Regions from separate parts of the Homo sapiens genome. Here region 2 is linked to region 1. Evidence: read pairs that join two places in POLR2A ChIA-PET (ENCODE). Cell type or tissue: PC-9. All regions are shown on one strand. Links, peaks and the distances in the headings refer to the core of each region. The heading gives the core; the rest is flanking DNA.

Region 1 (8,736 bases), core at 2,014-7,013:
CAGTTTGATTACCTAGGAGAGATAGATGTTATTGATGTTAGAGTAATTTCTTTTCCCTGGGAAACGCAGGCTTTCACCTCTGCCTGGTTCCTTAGCCCTTCCTGCACACGCAGGTCAGAGGCTTGGAGATGGCTGTGGCCATGCTCTAGTGAGTGCAGGTGACAAATCCCAACACTGATCCAGTTTGACTCCAGGGTGAAATGGGCAGGGATGACTCACAGGTTGAGGAACCCGCTCCACAAAGGCTCTGTGGAAGGAAATGATGTCTGGGTGGGAAACGGGCTTGCAGCCTTGGGATGAACTAAACCTGGAGAGATTACTGAGGGCCAGGGAGGGGTTTATTTATAGAGGGTGAGGCCTTCTCTTTTTCCCACTAGGCCAGATGAATGGAGAGGTGAGGAAAGAAGCCTGTTGGGAGGCCACATCTATTCCCCAGCTCATCTCTTCAGTCAAAGCCTGGCAGAAGCTGCTCATTTATTTTTCTACCACCAATTCCCTGACCCAGTTCCCTGACCCAGGATAGGATATCAGGTGGTAAATCAATGCTTGCATGTGGTGATTTTTGTTTTGTGGACCCTCAGATGCAGACAGCCAAGCTAAACACATTCCTCAGCCACACTGTTGTTAGTAGGCTGTGTAAGGTCACATTCTGGTTTTATTTTGGTCATTTGCTTTTTTCCTTTCATCCCTTATCTTCACTTCCATTTCCCTTCTGTACCTCCCTTCCCTATTCCACACTCTACCTGTACCCCTGACTCACTCATGGCATTCTAATGACAGAACAAGAACCCCGTGCATGTGCCCCTATGGCTTTGGCAAGAGCTTCTCTGGGCGTATACCAGCCTGTGGGATCGTTGGGCCATAAGGCATAGGAGTACTTCATTTCACTAAATACTCCCTGGTTGCTCTCCAGAATGGCTGCGCTCCAGCAGTGAATGAATGAGCCTGTTTCCTGGAATCTTCTCCAGAACTTGCTATTACCTGGCTTTCTAATCTTTGTATACTGGGTGTGTGTAAAATAGTATATCATTGTTTTTAAATTTGTGTTTTTCTGATTTCTAGGAGGGTTACATATCTCATCTCTTACTTGTTATCTATTCTCTAATTTGTGTATTACATGTTTTGCCATTGTTCTTTGGGGTCTCCAGTCTTTTTCATGTTGATTTGCAGGAGTTTTTGCATATATTAGATATATAATTATCTATGTATGTAGATACTATAATTTTTCGGGTATTGTTCTTATCCAGTTTTGGAAGCGAGATTATACTTAATAGCCTTGTCAACTGATTACTTTTTTAATTTCTATAATGGTTATCTATGCAAACCTTCAATTTCTTCTTCTGCCAGTTTTGGTACTTTATAAATTCACTATAATGTGTCTAGGTGTGGACCATTCTCCCCATCTGTGTTGTACAACATTCCATAAGTCTTCCCAATTGAAGTCTCTCATTTTCTTTAATTCTAAGAAATAATATTTATTTCCTTAAGTATTTTCCCCTTTCATTTTTTTTGGTCTTTTTGGAGAGCATCTGCTGTATGGTTAGTGATTCTTTTACTTCTCTAAATCTAACTTCCACTTTTGCTTCTTTTTTAGAAAGAAATTAAAATTATATGGTATTTATTTATTTACTCTTAATAAAAATAAGTCTCATAGTATTCCCTTGTATGTATTTCACTTCTTCCTGGAGTACTTCTTCTAAGAGAATATTGAAAGAGGTTTTACGTGTGCCTGAGATAACATTAATTTGCCCCCAAATTTAAAGACAGTTTAATTGGAATTAAAATTCTAGGTTGAAGGTTTGTCTTTCAACACTGAAAAAATTATTCTATTACCCCACATCCAATGTTGATAGTAAGGATTCCTGGTTGTCCCCCAACACCTCCCACCCTGTCCCAGGGGATCTGAACCTTCTCTCTGGAAATCAAGAGAATGTGGAGAGGATCTTTGGAGGCTTAGTGATGGTGTGCTGTGTGGATTGCAGGAGTGGCAAAAGGACCAAGAGCTAATAGGGTGGGGTGGGCAGGGCAAGGCACAGGGAAGGAGATGTGCAGGCAGGAGGTGGCTGGCAAGGGCTGATTTTTCCTGCAGAAACCTGGAAGGTTACAAAATTCTCAATTTGGAGGACTCAAAAACTCTAGATTTGATGGTGAACAGGAGTGAGATGTGGGCTGAAACTCCCCACTTCTCTACCCTATCATGGGGGATGGATTGCTCCTCTGTAAAGAAACTGAACAACCTGCTCCTGGTGTGGGAGCTGATGCCACATCCAGGCTCCATTCCCACTGACCCTGTAGTGGAGCCGGGTAGTCTGCATGACCTCCAGTGTACTTTGAGTTCAGCCAGTTTTGCTTGCATCACCAACTGGTAGGCATTTGAAAGAAACTATGAAACACAATTAAGAAAAAGAGAAATGACTCCACAGGAAAACAAGTTAATTCAGGATACATGAGGAACTTGAAAGAAACTCAAATTTGTATATTCAGAGACATTTATGAAGATATCACATCAATTAAAAGAAAAGAATGCTATAAAAACAATAATTAAAAAGTTGGAGGATAAAATAGAGGAAAAGTAAAATAAAAAGACAGAGATTAAAAAAAAAATAAAAAAGAAAAGGACAAAAAAGGTAACACATAGACTAATCCAGGGAACCAACATCTAACTGATAGAAGCTCCAAAAAGAGATGAAGACAAACAGATGAGGGAAGGAATTACAGAAAAACATCACAAGAGAATTCCCCAGAGTTGAAGGACACAAAATTTAAGGAAGACATATTCACCTTGTGCTCACTACAATAAAGAAGAGTTGGCAAATGAAACAGCATAAAATTCAGGACACTAATACTGAAAAGAGAGTTCTTAAATGTTTTCTGAGAGAGAGAAATGGAGAAAAAATAATGCCAACCTACAAATAAATGAGCTCCAAAGTTTTCTAACAGCAGCACAGTTTGCTAGAAAACAGTTTTTAACTGCTTTAAATTATGAAGGAAAATGGTTTTCAACTAGAATCTTTATTTTTTTCTTCTTCTTATTAGATGAATATGCTTGTGTATCAACTAGAATTATATACTCCTCAAGAATATCTATGAAACTTGAAGGCAGAGGAAAAGACATTTTGAGACAGATAAGAAGTCAGAAGGCTTAACTTTACACACCTTTTTTTTGGAAGTCATTTGAAAACACACTCCTGCAAAATGAGAAAGTAGAACAAGCCAGAGGAAGACATAAAATTCCAGAAGCAGTGTATTCAACCTGGAATCATAGTGAAGAGTAACACACAATGACAGTTTTGCTGCAGGTCTGGAGAGACCAGTGACACCAGTATAGATTTTACAGCCTTTCAGGAAACACTAATTTGTGTCTTCAAATGTTTTTTGATGACATGTAAGCACAGAGACGTTAAATCAGTTGGCCAAGATCACTCAATGGTAAGCAGTAAGTTAGCGATCCGACTCAGCCTGTCAGGCTTTGGAGGCTGAGCTCTTACCTCTTACTATACAGTGCTTCTCCTGGTAACCTGCCTTAATGTTATTAACGGTTTCCATTAGGAAAATGAAAATAGTGATATGTTCCATGTATGCTAAACCCTCATTTATTATAGTCAGAATGCAAAAAAACGCTATGTAAAATTGCTAAATTAAGAAATAGCTTTATAGAAATCAAGAAACAGTTTTTAGAGAAATAAAAGTAATCACCAGGAGAGAAAACTCAAAGAGAATGCAAGGTGATTAGGTAGAGGGAGTGGGCAGGGGGAAGCGGAGAGGGAAGAGGAAGGGAAGAGACTGTTGCTTTGCATTTTAAATCCCCTGCACCTTAAAAAAATTAAATTATGTGCATGAATTACTTTGCAAAACTGTACATTTGTGTATCTTTTAAAAGGGTAAATAGGGCTTGTTTGGAAGATAAGCCAAAAGGGGAATGATAGTAATGTTCAAAGGGTGAGATGAGTTGGAAGTTCATGGCCTGATAGGGAGTGGTGTGATCTAGTGGCTGGACTCTAGGGAGGTTGTTTTGGCAGTGGGTGGGTGGGGGGAAGAGGGGGAGCGGCTGGAGGTGACTCTGGAAAAGTGGGCTAAGGCAAGGCTGTGGAAAGCATTGAATGCCATGCTAAGAAGTTTGGAATTTCCTCTGTTGACCATGGGGAACTATGAAAAAAAGTTTTGAGCAACATGATTCCATCTGTGTTTCAGAGGAATCATCCTTATGGCAAAATGTGGTAGGATTTGGAGTGTGGGAATGGCAGGAAGCGGGAAGGCCAGATCAGAGATGGTTACAAGCTTAAGGGACTCTTTAGGGTCCGAATTAAGGCTTTCAACCTCTGTAGAAAACTGAAGTTCCATAATTGCAACTTGAATCAAAACTCTTCTACCACTTTCCTCGCCCTCCTGTGGACTGGGGTGTCCTCTGCCCAGGAAGACACTGATGGGGCGGTAGGGTGGTGGTGGGTGGGCCACAGGGAACTGCCCACCCCTCCTCATTCAGGGGCCACTAGAACCTCCTGTCTGGTCCAAATCTCACTTCAGATTTTTAGAATCTTACTACAAACAATTTTTTGGCCACATTTCAAGACATGTCTTAGTTTTTAGCACAGGATTTTTACCAATCTCTCCCTAGCCCCCTCCACACCCTTTAATGATTCCCTTGGTTTTTATAAGTAGGTTTCCAGTTTTTTCCTCCTGCCTGCCAGCTCATCTAAGAAGTAGGATTTTTTTTCTCCTTTTTTATTATTGGTATTTAAAAAATAATAAAATGGAAAAAATGAATGTTTTTGCACTTCTGGCCTCTTGCTTTCGAGGTTCACACCCACTGGCGCCCTCCCTCTGAGGCTCACTAACATTCCACACTGCTGGGCGTGTGTCTGTGTGACTAGGATTCCTTGGCTGTTGTCTCCTGTCATCATAATTTCTCCCTTACCTCCTCACCTACTTGCATTCCTCCCTTTCTCCCACCCTCTGGTTGCCAGGCAACACAGCTGAGGGGCAGGAGGAGCTGGCAGGCAGTGCCCCCATGGAAATACTGGCTGCCTGTCTTCCTCTCCCAGCAGCTTGGCTGGGAGTTGGGCAATTGCTGAAGGTCAAAGGCAGCCATCCATAGTTGTGTCATTCCCTCCACTAGGTATAAACCTGACACAATCAGGGAAATACTTGAAGGTAGGGAATGGGGTAAAGTAAGGCAGTTAGTTTTCCCTTCACACCCAAGAGGCTGGCGTGACTCCTGCCTTCCGGCAGAAGAGGGTAAAGGTGGAGATGAATTGGCCTTTCTGCGTTTCAGAAATGTGAATTTCATTTCCTTCCACACCTCTCTGTCCAGTGGCTGGGCTTGAGAATTAGAGTCGACCCGGCAAAATGACAAATTCACTTGTTAGCAGAGGTTGAATTTTTTGAGTTGGGGCCCATTTCTCTAGTACCAAACATGATCTGGGGACTCGCAGCATGGACAGCCTCTGGGAGCTTGTTAGGAATGCAGACCTCAGTCCCATCCCAGACCACCGAAACAGAAGCTGTAGTTTTTCAGAATGACTGGGTAATTTGCATGCATGCTGATCAAATACTGTCGATTCGGTCTTGTGTTCTTGAGACTTCTTCCTTTCTCCTGCTCAGTGGGGCGTCATGGAGTCCTATGTTGGGGTCTTTCATGGGTTTACGGAGAGATGAGTGAGCAAATGCAGAGACTGTCTCAGCCTGACACAAACCCCTTCCCCTTTCTCCATCTATCCTTACCCTACACAGGTATGAGACAAGGCATGTCCAGATATGTTACCTCCCTTATCCTCACACACTCCTGTGTCTATTTTTAAACAACGAATCCCAATTTTATTGATGAAGAAATGACCTAGGTTGTTGAAACTTACAGAGCTTCAATGGACTCGCCCTGGTGATTACTGAACAGCTTGCTTTCACCTTCCTTTGGTATGTGTCCTAGGCTAGAAATTCTGTCCTTTTAAACACGTAGCTCCAAAGAGTCATTATTGAAAAAAAGCAATCAGAAACAGAATGTTGGGTTTGGTTTGAGTCATAAATTCCACCATGTAGGGATGAAATTAAGGACTTTTTCCTGAGCCTCTGCAAATGATTCCAGTAGTTCAGAGGCCCTTTTGAACAAGAGGTTACATGGATTGGGTTTCAAAGAAAAGAATGTCGAAAGACATCTTCCAGCTGAGAATGGGCTCCAGATGTGAGCATTGCTCTTCCAGATGTGTGGACGAATGGAGCGGGACTGAGATGCCTCACATGTCTGCAACATGAAATGGAAAATCCTCTCTCAGCCACAGGGGAAAGTAGGACAGGGGGAAGACAAATGGAATCCAAGTTAAACTCTTCAAGGTGGGGCCAGACTAACTCTAAGAAATCATTCCCAGGTGGGCTGATATTTTACGTATGCAGTATGTGTAGAGGCCACACCTCAAACTGTGCTGCTGAGCAGAAACTCAGAAGGTATTGTGTCTGCAGGAACTCACTCTTCTCAGACCTGCATAAATCTGATTCAGCCCCTTAGAGGAGCCTCACTGAGAACTGTTGAGACTACAGGCAGATCAAGCAGGACAGGCGGCGAGACTTACTCAGCGGAGCTGAGAACAGAGCCCAGAATGCGGAAGGGGAAGGAGCCAGGAGTCACACAGTCCTTTCTTTCTTCAGCTTCTGAATCAGCAACTCATTCTCTCGGGGATCGCTGGGTTTGTTTCTTTACAATGGCTAGAAGGTCCCATGTTTCTCAGATGAGTAAATTTGAAACCACAGAAAACTGAGGCCTTGTGGCCAAGTCCTCTTGGTTTGTCACATCTCTGAAAATCTGAGCCATTGTCAAACTCCTGGCTGCAGGGAATTAAACCCTTTATTTCCCTCTGCCAGCATCTTCACCTTCTCCAGGAAGATCTGCCAAAGGACTGCTCCAGGTGCAGGTCCACCCACCTCCCCACTTTCCCAAACCTTCCTCCTTTTCCATTTAGAGACTGTCCCTGAGTCCCAATTTCCATGTCACTCTGGAAGTGTGAAAGTGATCTTTATTCCCCATACCTTCTCTATTTTTAAGCAACACAGTTAACTCACTCTGTACTGGTTCAGCTGGTGAGGATCCATATTTTTATTTTCCCCTAAGAGTTCCCAGCCTCTAAACAATACATTCTGACAAAACAGGTTAATTTAAGTTGCTAATTATTTACATTATTAAAACATTATTACATTTGCACATGTAATAATGTCTACATACTGATTACACACACACACACACACACACACAAACCTAAACTGGCATAATCCCTGGTTAATATGCTAATAATAAAATTGATGATTACTAAGTTGAAAAAGTTAATTAGCTGTCTTCTGTTTTTGTATGTGGGGCCTAATCCTCCCTGTGATCTTGGGCCCAACACATTTCTCAAAGGCCACACCAGTCAGAAGGTAGATTTTCCAGTTGGAAGGTATTGAGAGCATTGCAGGGGTAAACCCAGTACCAGTCCACCCTGGGAGGACATATGTCATTATACTGAGAATCAAGTATCAGGAAGTATAGTATCATCATCATCATCATCATCAATCAATGACTAACTGTGAGTTTATTTCCTTTTGTTTTTATTTTTTAATTTTAATTTTATTTTTTTCTGAGACGGGGTCTCAGTCTGTTGCCCAGGCTGGAGTGCAGTGGCGTGATGTTGATTTACTGCAACCTCTGCCTCCTGGGTTCAAGCAATTATCCTGCCTCAGCCTCCCGAGTAGCTGGGACTACAGGCGTGCACCACCATGGCAGACTAATTTTTTATATTTTTAGTACAGACAGGATTTCACCACATTGGCCAGGCTGGTCTTGAACTCCAACTCCTGACCTCAAGTGATCTGCCCGCCTCAGCCTCCCAAAGTGCTGGAATTACAGGCATGAGCCACCGCACCCAGCCCATTTCCTTTTGTTTTTAATCAATTTAGAACTGAATTCTCAAGCTGCTGTTTGTTTTGATTCTAGGCATATTTTGATATTCCAGTTAGTACCCAATTCAGTTTATATATGTATAAAATTACACACCCTGCATCAAAAACATCTTTACATATTTTTATACTTAAACCCAGTTCAAATTGATTTAAGGCTTAGGAAAATAAGTTAGGTTTAGTTCAGTATGTGGTTTAGAAAATGTGTACACTTTATTCTGGCTTCCAACTAAAACTGTGGTGTGTTTCTTGCCTCTGAATTGGACAGATTTCTATGTTTGGCCTGTATTGTGGCAATGGTGTATTATTTTGTTCTTGTCAGTTGCATTCATCATTATTTTAAAAAGATTCCAGAAAGCCTGGTGTTACAGTTAGCCCACCTTGACCCTAAATGCTGCACTACTGCATTTTGACCAAGCATTGGGATCATAAAAATTATCCACCTTCTGTTTCTAGGCTTTCCCCACAGCTTGCAGCCCAGAGTCAGGAGAAATGGCGTTTTACTTCATGTGCTTCCCTAGAGTGAGCAGGGCTATCCAGACTGAAGGGAAATGGCATTTCTCCTTCTGCAACTCAGGACCCTACTGGATTAATTCTTGCCTAAGAGGGCATCTCAGCCATGTGTTCTCCAGCTCATTAATCCTCAGCAGTGACTAACGCTGAAAACCCAACCCTTGTCTTTGGCTGCCAAGGGTGTAATTTCGCTTGGAATGTTGCTTTCAGTTGACTTGTTCTCTACCTTTCTTTTCACCTGTCTGTTATGCTTAGCTCTACCCTCCTGCACGTGTTAATTCTAATCCTTTGGTGATCTAAACTAAA
Region 2 (8,736 bases), core at 1,609-6,608, 290 kb before region 1:
TGAAAGAGGAACTAATAATAACATCAGGCACTGCAGGGCGCTTTGCCAATCACTCTTTTTTTTTTTTTTTGAGTCAGGGTCTCCTTCTGTGGCCCAGTCTGGAATGTTAGTGGTGCAATCTCGACTCACTGCAACCTCCGCCTCCCGGATTCAAGTGATTCTCCTGCCTCAGCCTCCCAAGTAGCTGGGATTACACGTACGCACCACCATGCCCGGCAAATTTTTGTATTTTTAGTAGAGATAGGGTTTCAACATATTGGCCAGGCTGGTCTCAAACTCGTGACCTCAAGTGATCTGCCCGCCTCAGCCTCCCAAAATGCTGGGATTATAGGCGTGAACCATCACACCGGGCCATTCCAATCACTCTTCATTTCCTGCATCTCAAAGCAACGCTGTCAAACAGTTGGAGTTGATTTTCTAGGCCTTTCTGTTTTCCCCCTCCTGCTTGCCATTGCAGGGCCTCCTCTGGTCACTCGTACCAGTGAGAGATCAGGCTCCTTTAGGAAGTACTCACAGCGGAAAATCAGCTTGAAACTGCCTTTGGAAAAGTATGACTGAGACAGTGAAGGAGATCAAACTTAACTGACTCCCTCTTGCTCCTAACCTCCAGACTGTCCTTATTCATTCCTGGGTGTAGGCCGAACTAACTTTGGGAGAAACTTAGTTTATAGTTTAAACAAAGACGGTAACAACCCTTTCTTAAAGCAGACCTCCTTCTTGCCTGGGGACTAGATTGCCTTTGTAGGATGAACATTAACCACAAGATTAGAAATTATGGTTTAGGAGTCATGCAGCTGGAGCTACAAGATTCCAACCCTCCCCTAAACTGCTCCTAAGATCAGTGCTTCTTTCCCAAGCGGCTGCCGAAGATGGCGGAGGTACAGGTCCTGGTGCTTGATGGTCGAGGCCATCTCCTGGGCCACCTGGCGGCCATCGTGGCTAAACAGGTACTGCTGGGCCGGAAGGTGGTGGTTGTATGCTGTGAAGGCATCAACATTTCTGGCAATTTCTACAGAAACAAGTTGAAGTACCTGGCTTTCCTCCGCAAGCGGATGAACAGCAACCCTTCCCGAGGCCCCTACCCCCTCCAGGCCCCCAGCCGCATCTTCTGGCAGACCATGCGAGGTATGCCGCCCCACAAGACCAAGCCAGGCCAGGCCGCTCTGGACTGCCTCAAGGTGTTTGACGGCATCCCACCGCCCTACGACAAGAAAAAGCGGATGGTGGTTCCTGCTGCCCTCAAGGTTGTGCGTCTGAAGCCTGCAAGAAAGTTTGCCTATCTGGGGCGCCTGGCTCACGAGGTTGGCTGGAAGTACCAGGCAGTGACAGCCACCCTGGAGGAGAAGAGGAAAGAGAAAGCCAAGATCCACTACCGGAAGAAGAAACAGTTCATGAGGCTATGGAAACAGGCCGAGAAGAACGTGGAGAAGAAAATTGACAAATACACAGAAGTCCTCAAGACCCACGGACTCCTGGTCTGAGCCCAATAAAGACTGTTAATTCCTCAAAAAAAAAAAAAAAAAAAAAAGATCAGTGGTTGAGATATTCTGCAGACCCTGCACTTGATGGATCAGCTGGCACCACCCAGATCAATAAACTGGCTCATCTGATCTTGTGGCCCCCACCCAGAACTGACTCTGAAAGAAGACGGCTCCGACTTCCTACGATTTCATCTCTAACCAATCAGCACTCCTGGCTCACTGGCTTCCCCTCATCTGCCAAATTATCCTTAAAAATTCTGCTCCCCAAATGCTCAGGGAGGCTGATTTGAGTAAGAATAAAACTCCAGTCTCCTGCACAGCTGGCTCTGTGTGATTTACTCTTTCTCTATTGCAATTTCCCTGTCTTGATGAATTGGTCTGTCTATGTAGCGGGCAAGGTGAACCCCTTGAGTGGTTACAGTAACCGAGAGAGGGGACTTAACTTTTTGTATATGTTTATAAATTAGTTCCATTTGTATGTTCATTCTTTTTTCTAGTGTCTTATCTTTGGGCTTATTTTATAACTTAAGTCTGTAAAGCAGTCACTCTGAACCTGTAGTGAGTTGAAGAAGCCCTTAAAACATCTCTGGGCCGGGTGCGGTGGCTTACGCCTGTAATCCCAGCACTTTGGGAGGCTGAGGCAGGTGGATCACGAGGTCAGGAGATCGAGACCATCCTGGCTAACATGGTGAAACCCCGTCTCTACTAAAAATACAAAAAATTAGCAGGGCGTGGTGGCGGGTGCCTGTAGTCCCACCTACTCGGGAGGCTGAGGCAGGAGAATGGCGTGAACCCAGGAGGCGGAGCTTGTGGTGAGCCGAGATCGTGTCACTGCCCTCCAGCCTGGGCGACAAAGCAACGCTCCGTCTCAAAAAACAAACAAAGAAACAAACAAAATCTCCTCTGAAAAATGTCATTATTACCTTTCCTTAGTTCCAGGAGTCCGGGAGCCTCCTTTGTGCAGAGATCTTTGTATTGCCACATTAGTGCAATGCCCTGCACATAATAGATGCTTAATATATAGCACTGCACTGAACTGAAATGAGTAGTGACACTTGCCAGACAGTCTTGCAAAAGAGGAACAGGTGAATCCTTAACACAATTCAAGGTCTTATAGGAAGAAACTGCCAGTCAACCAAAACTAAACCGAGGCATACATTTCTTTCCTCACCTGGCTTACAATGCTGGAAGGTCTCTGGTTTCCTCTAAAGTGCCCTGGGTTTAGCCCATTAAACCTTATCTGTCTTATAAACCTTGCCATGAATATGCTTATCAGCTTCTTCCTGGGAGCATAAAATGGGTTTGGATAATGACTATAAAGCGCTGGAATAAGGAAGGTGCTCAACAGAAGTTGTTAGTGTAAACAAGAGCAGGTTAGAAGTGAGAAGAAGGTGCTCAGAGGACAGAGGAGATATGGGGAAGGACTTGGAATTAGTGGGGTGGAACTGGGGAGGAGAGCAGGAGGCCTGGCACTGAGAGCATCTCCTTCCCAGCTTGTTCTAGACAAGAGTAGCCTTGCCTGCCAGAAGCCCTGAGATTACAGGTGAGCTGGATCCCGAGAAATGAAGTCCCTGACTAATAGCAAATAAAGACACGGCCATTTGATAGTTCTGTTCTACATCTCGGAATGGGTAGAAATACAATAATAGCACCAAACATGAATTATGGAAAACAAGCTGTGAATGGAGACATTTGCTAAGAGATGCCAGCCCGGCTCAGCGAAGTCAATTCATCAGCTATTTTCACTTGGGAAAGAGAAATTAAGGGCAGAGCCGCAGTCCCTGCCAAACCTAACAGTCTAAAAAGCAGACTGTGTAACTTACCAAGGCCTCAGGGCAACATTAGCTGCAAATGAGCTCAGCAGGGCGGGGGCCTCCGCACAGTTCTCTAGGGGGAGAGATGGCAGGGGCCACAGCCTCTAATGTTAAAGCCACCTGCAGGGCCAGAGGGCCTCTCTGGAGGCAGAGGGATGCAGCAAAGACTACTTGGCTCTGCAGTCAGGGCTGGGCCGGGTGGTGCCGCACCGCTTTCTAATGGTAACTTAACCTCTCCAAGCTTCTTTCCTCATCTATAAAATGAGGCTAATAGCATCTGCTCTGCAGAGTTTCTGTAAAGATTAAAAACAAGACAAAGCAAGCACAAGGGCTTTGGAAACTGTAAAAGCTCTGGATATCAGATGTCATTATCATGAAAGAGAAACAATACTGGTTAAAAACAAAAGTTTCCTTCTGATGACTATTCCATGGTGTATTTTAGTGAAAGGGAAAAAAAATCCTACTGTCTATAGATAAAATATATATATTTTTTCCTGCAGTAAGCAAATAGGCTTCCGATAAAAAGCTGACATAGGGGCCAGGCACAGTGGCTCACACCTGTAACCCCAGCACTTTGGGAGGCTGAGGGGGGAGGATCACTTGAGGTCGGGAGTTCCAGACCAGCCTGGGCAACATGGTGAAACCCCGTCTCTACTAAAAATACAAAAATTAGCCAGGTATGGTGGTGCGCGCCTGTAGTCCCAGCTACTCAGGAGGCTGAGGCAGGAGAATTGCTTGAACCGGGAAGGCAGAGGTTGCAGTGAGCTGAGATCATGCCATTGCACTCCAGCCTGGGGGACAGTGTGAAACTCTGTCTAAACAAACGAACAACAAAAACAAAAACTGACATAGGGAAATGTTTTTCCCCCTGGATGGGCCCTGTCTTCCTCTGCCCTGTGTTGGCCTATCCCTACCAGCCCCTTTGTGTCACCTGGAGAGGCAGCCTTTAACATCAACAGCCAGGTGCACCTTCTAAGGCAAACCTGGCCTATGCTGGCAGGTACACAGGTGAAGGGATACAGGTTCATAGTGCTTCTAACCTTTTTACTCTCTATGGATTCCTTTGAGAACGTGATGAAAGCCATGGGCATGGAAAATGCTCTCTTTTCTTCTCTTTTCTTTCTTGGGGTTGTGCCTAGGCTGGAGTGCAGTGGCATGATCACAGCTCACTGCAGACTTGAGCTCCCAGGCTCAGGTGGTCCTCCCGCCTCAGTCTTGGGAGTAGCTGGAACCACAGGTATGTACCACCACACTTAGCTAATTTTTTTGATTTTTAGTTTTTTTTTTTTTTTTTGAGACGGAGTCTAGCTCTGTTGCCCAGGCTGGAATGCAGTGGTACAATCTTGGCTCACTGCAAGCTCCGCCTCCTGGGTTCACGCCATTCTCCTGCCTCAGCCTCCCTAGTAGCTGGGACTACAGGAGCATGACTCTATGCCCCGCTAATTTTTGTATTTTTAGTAGAGATGGGGGTTCACCATGTTGGCCAGGCTGGTCTCACACTCCTGACCTCATGATCCGCCTGCCTCGGCCTCCCAAAGTGCTGGGATTACAGGCGTGAGCCACCGTGCCCGGCCTAGCTTTTTTTGATTTTTAGTAGAGATGAAGTCTTGCTATGTTGTCCAGACTTGTCTGGATTTCCGGAACTCAAATAATATATTTCTGACCACAAGGGAGAAGGTTCTTAACTTGAGGCCCATCCTTGAGTCCCTCTGTGTGTGTGTGTGTGTGTGTGTGTGGTCCATGGACACTAGGTGTCTTAGTCTGCTGGGGCTGCAATAACAAAATGCCATAGCACAGGTAGTCAAATAACAGAGATTTATTTTCTCACAATTCTCGAGGCTAGAAGTCCATGATCAGGGTGCAGGATGGCTGGGTTCTGGTGAGGGCTCTCTTTCCAGCTCATGGACAATGGCCATCTTTTTGGTGTGTTCACGTGACCTCTTCTTTGCATGAGAAGGACGATATATATATATATGGAGAGAGAGAGAGAGAGAGAGACAGAGACAGAGAGGGAGAGAGAGAGAGAGAGAGAGAGAATGAGGAAGCTCTCTGGTGTCTTCTAAGGGCACTAACCCCTATCATAAGGATCCTACCCTTATCACCTCATCTAAATCTAATTACTTCCTAAAAGCCCTACCTCCTGATACCATCACACTGGGGGTTGAAACTTCAGATGTGAATTTTAGAGGGGCACAATTCAGTCATTGGCACCAGGTTATGAACCCTGCACTACAGAAGATAGGGAGCCTTGGTCTCTGAGCTCAAGTGTAACATTTCTTTCATTTTTTTTTTCCTTTGGGTGAAAGCAGAAAATGCAGGACTAAAAAAATGCAGAATCTGGTGAAACCCCATCTTTACTAAAATACAAAAAAAAAAAAAAAAATTAGCGAGCGTGGCGGCGTGTGCCTGTAGTTCCAGCTACTCGGGAGGCTGAGGCAGGAGAATTGCTAGAATCCGGGAGGCGGAGCTTGCAGTGAGCTGAGATCGCACCACTGCACTCCAGCCTGGGTGATACAGCGAGACTCCGTCTCCAAAGAAAAGAAAAGAAAAGAAATGCAGAATTAGGCCGTGCGCGGTGGCTCATGCCTGTAATCCCAGCACTTTGGGTGGCCGAGGTGGGTGGATCACTGGAGCTCAGGAGTTTGAGACCAGGCTGGGCAACATGATGAAACCCCGACTCTACAAAAAATACAAAAATTAGCTGGGTGTGGTGGCGCAAGCCTGTAGTCCCAGCTACTAGGGAGACTGAGGCGGGAGGATGGCTTGAACCCAGGAGATGGAGGTTGTGGTGAGCTGAGGTTGTGGTGAGCTGAGGTTGTGGTGAGCTGAGGTTGCGCCACTGCACTCGAGCCTGGGTGACAGAGCGAGAGCCTGTCTCAAAAGAGAAAAAGAAAAAGAAAACAAAATGCAGGATGGCAGAGTTTGCTATCTAAAATGTTATCCTTGGGCAGGTACTAAAGTGGGAATTAGGGTGCTATAGCAGCTGGATGCTAGGAACAAGAGTCTAGAGACCTGGGTTCTAGTCCTGCCTCCCCAGTCAACCCGAATTGGGACCTAAGACACATCATTCCGTATCTCTGAACTTCAGTTTTTTCACTGGTCAAGCTTATTCCCATCTAATGCTACTACTTATTGATGCCATATCATGAGCCAGACACTAAGCTATTTCCTCCCTGTTCCCCCACCCCCAATATAATTGCTGATGTGTTTAATATTACTGCAAAGCAAGTCTTATTATACCCATTTTACAGCTAAGGAGGAGGTTAAATAGTTGGCCCCAGGTCATATAACTATTTAAAGAATGAGCTGCAATTGGCATTCAGGCTTAGCCAACTCCAGGCTCAGCCAACTTCCAGGCTCTTGCTATATATGGTTGTATTGACATTATGGTTATGCTGTGAGAATTACACGGGACACCATGTAGAAAATCTTTTGAAAACCATGAAACATTCTCTCTCTCTGCATACAGACACACACACACACGTACTGTTATGATTTTGTGGGAAGACAGCCATACTTCTTTACAATGGAAAATAGAATTCCCATAGGTCTCAATTCAAAAATTCTTTCTCAGGGGATCTAGACGTGCCTTGGTTATGGGAAACCAAGTGGTCATACTTCTGGGGCCCTCATCTTTAGCAAGATGAAGGTGGCTTGGTCTTCTCCCGCTTCCCCGTAAGATCTCTTCTCTCCTCAATACCCACCTTTGTCAGGCCCTATTTACACTGTTCCCTCCCAAGGCCACACCCATCAATTTCTTGAAAAGGCATTTCAGGCAGTCGTGGTTTTGCGTAGTACAAGAGAAATAAGGAAATGACTCGTGGGTGAGTGGAGAGTCCAATGGCACCCTTGTTCTGCCGCCCCCCTGCCGCAGGCCAGGGTGGTTCGGAGTTGCCACTGCAGTGTGTCCCTGATGGTGGGGCTCTGGGGTGTTTCCTTAGCAGCAGCCTAGAGTCTCTCTGCAGGAGTTTCACTCTGGGTTGGGGTCTGTGTTGTCTTTGGAATGAGCCCGTTAAACAGAAGATATCAGGCCAGGCACGGTGGCTCCACTTTGCGAGGTGGAGGAGGAAGGATTCTTTGAGCCCAGGAGTTTGAGACCACCTGGGCAACATTGGGAGACTCCGTCTCTATTAAAAATTTTAAAAAATTGGCCGGGCATGGTGGCTCACACCTGTAATCCCAGTACTTTGGGAGGCTGAGGTAGGTGGGTCACCTGAGGTCAGGAGTTCAAGACCAGCCTGACCAACATGGAGAAACCCCGTCTCTACTAAAAATACAAAACTAGCCTGGCCTGGTGGTGCATGCCTGTAATCCCAGCTACTTGGGAGGCTGAGGCAGGAGAATTGCTTGAACCTGGGATGCAGAGGTTATGGTGAGCTGAGATTGTGCCATTGCACTCCAGCCTGGGCAACAAGAGTGAAACTTCGTCTCAAAAAAATTTTTTTTAAATTAACTGGGTGTGGTGGTGGGTGCCTGTGGTCCCAGCTACTCTGGAGCTTGAGGTGGGAGGATTGCTTGAGTCTGGGAGGTCGAGGCTGCAGTGAGCCATGATCGTACCCTGCACTCCAGCCTGGGCAACAGAGTGAGACCCCATCTCGGGGTAGGGAAAAAAACCTAAAGAACCCAGGCAATATCTTGTGTCTGCTGGCGCCACTGGCCCATATCTGGGACAAGGCTAGAATAGACTCAGCCATGGCCTGGGAGAGCAGACTGAGCCTGTCTCTTCCCACCCCTATCCCTTTTGACTTTTTTCCTTGGGATTCCCCTACCAACACACCAAATAAACTTAGCAACCAAAAGAACAGGCAGCACAAGGTGGTAATCGGATTTTCTAACCCAAGAGAGGAGACTAAGGACACTTTGATGCAAAGGTGATTTTTTTTTATTTGAAGGTGGCCTGTTTGTTTATTTACTGATTCAGTTTCATCTAAAACACTAGCCATACCTGGCATGCAGTAGTTGGTTTATACAAGTTTGTAGAGAGAATACATGAACAGTTCTCCATAGTCCTTTTGTACTCAAAAGGAGAGCTAGCACACAGTACGACTTCAATCAATACTTGGTTCTTACCTCTGTCTTCCCTGAGGTGTTTCATTCTTCAGATGCCTCAGGAAACCATGAGTGAGGCTGTATTAAACAACGTGTTTAAGGCCGGGCGCGGTGGCTCATGCCTGTAATCCCAGCACTTTGGGAGGCCGAGGCGGGCGGATCACCAGGTCAGGAGATCGAGACCATCCTGGCTAACATGGTGAAACCCCGTCTCTACTAAAAATGGAAAAAAATAGCCAGGCGTGGTGGCGGGTGCCTGTAGTCCCAGTTACTCAGGAGGCTGAGGCAGGAAAATGGTGTCAACCCGGGAGGCAGAGCTTGCAGTGAGCCAAGAAAACGCCACTGCACTCCAGCCTGGGCGACAGAGCGAGACTCTGTCTCAAAAAAAAAAA

The links. Peaks named below come from ENCODE experiments on the same cell type or tissue, not always from the same donor. Only the 100,000 strongest peaks of a DNase experiment are listed, where the experiment ranks them.
Region 2: POLR2A ChIA-PET joins it to region 1 with 5 read pairs; 2 of 35 experiments call an interaction of 5 or more read pairs at or near these places.

The regions. Positions count from the first base shown.
Region 1 is chr12:13,167,146-13,175,881 of GRCh38, forward strand. No RefSeq gene overlaps it. Among named protein-coding and RNA genes, the nearest start is that of EMP1, 25 kb to the right of the region's middle. RefSeq lists enhancers at 5,313-5,362, 6,568-6,617. In PC-9, for the core only: CTCF peaks have their summits at 4,733 and 6,951; DNase peaks (open chromatin) are centred at 4,966 and 6,556; H3K4me3 peaks cover 314 bases; H3K27ac peaks cover 4,850 bases.
Region 2 is chr12:12,874,630-12,883,365 of GRCh38, forward strand. LOC124902881 (a long non-coding RNA gene) reads right to left here and starts at 8,670. Exons shown (of 2, transcript XR_007063214.1): 1 at 8,366-8,670; 2 at 5,097-5,238. It also overlaps the pseudogene RPL13AP20. RefSeq lists an enhancer at 6,689-7,320. In PC-9, for the core only: no CTCF peak of the experiment used is centred there; no DNase peak of the experiment used is centred there; H3K27ac peaks cover 1,634 bases.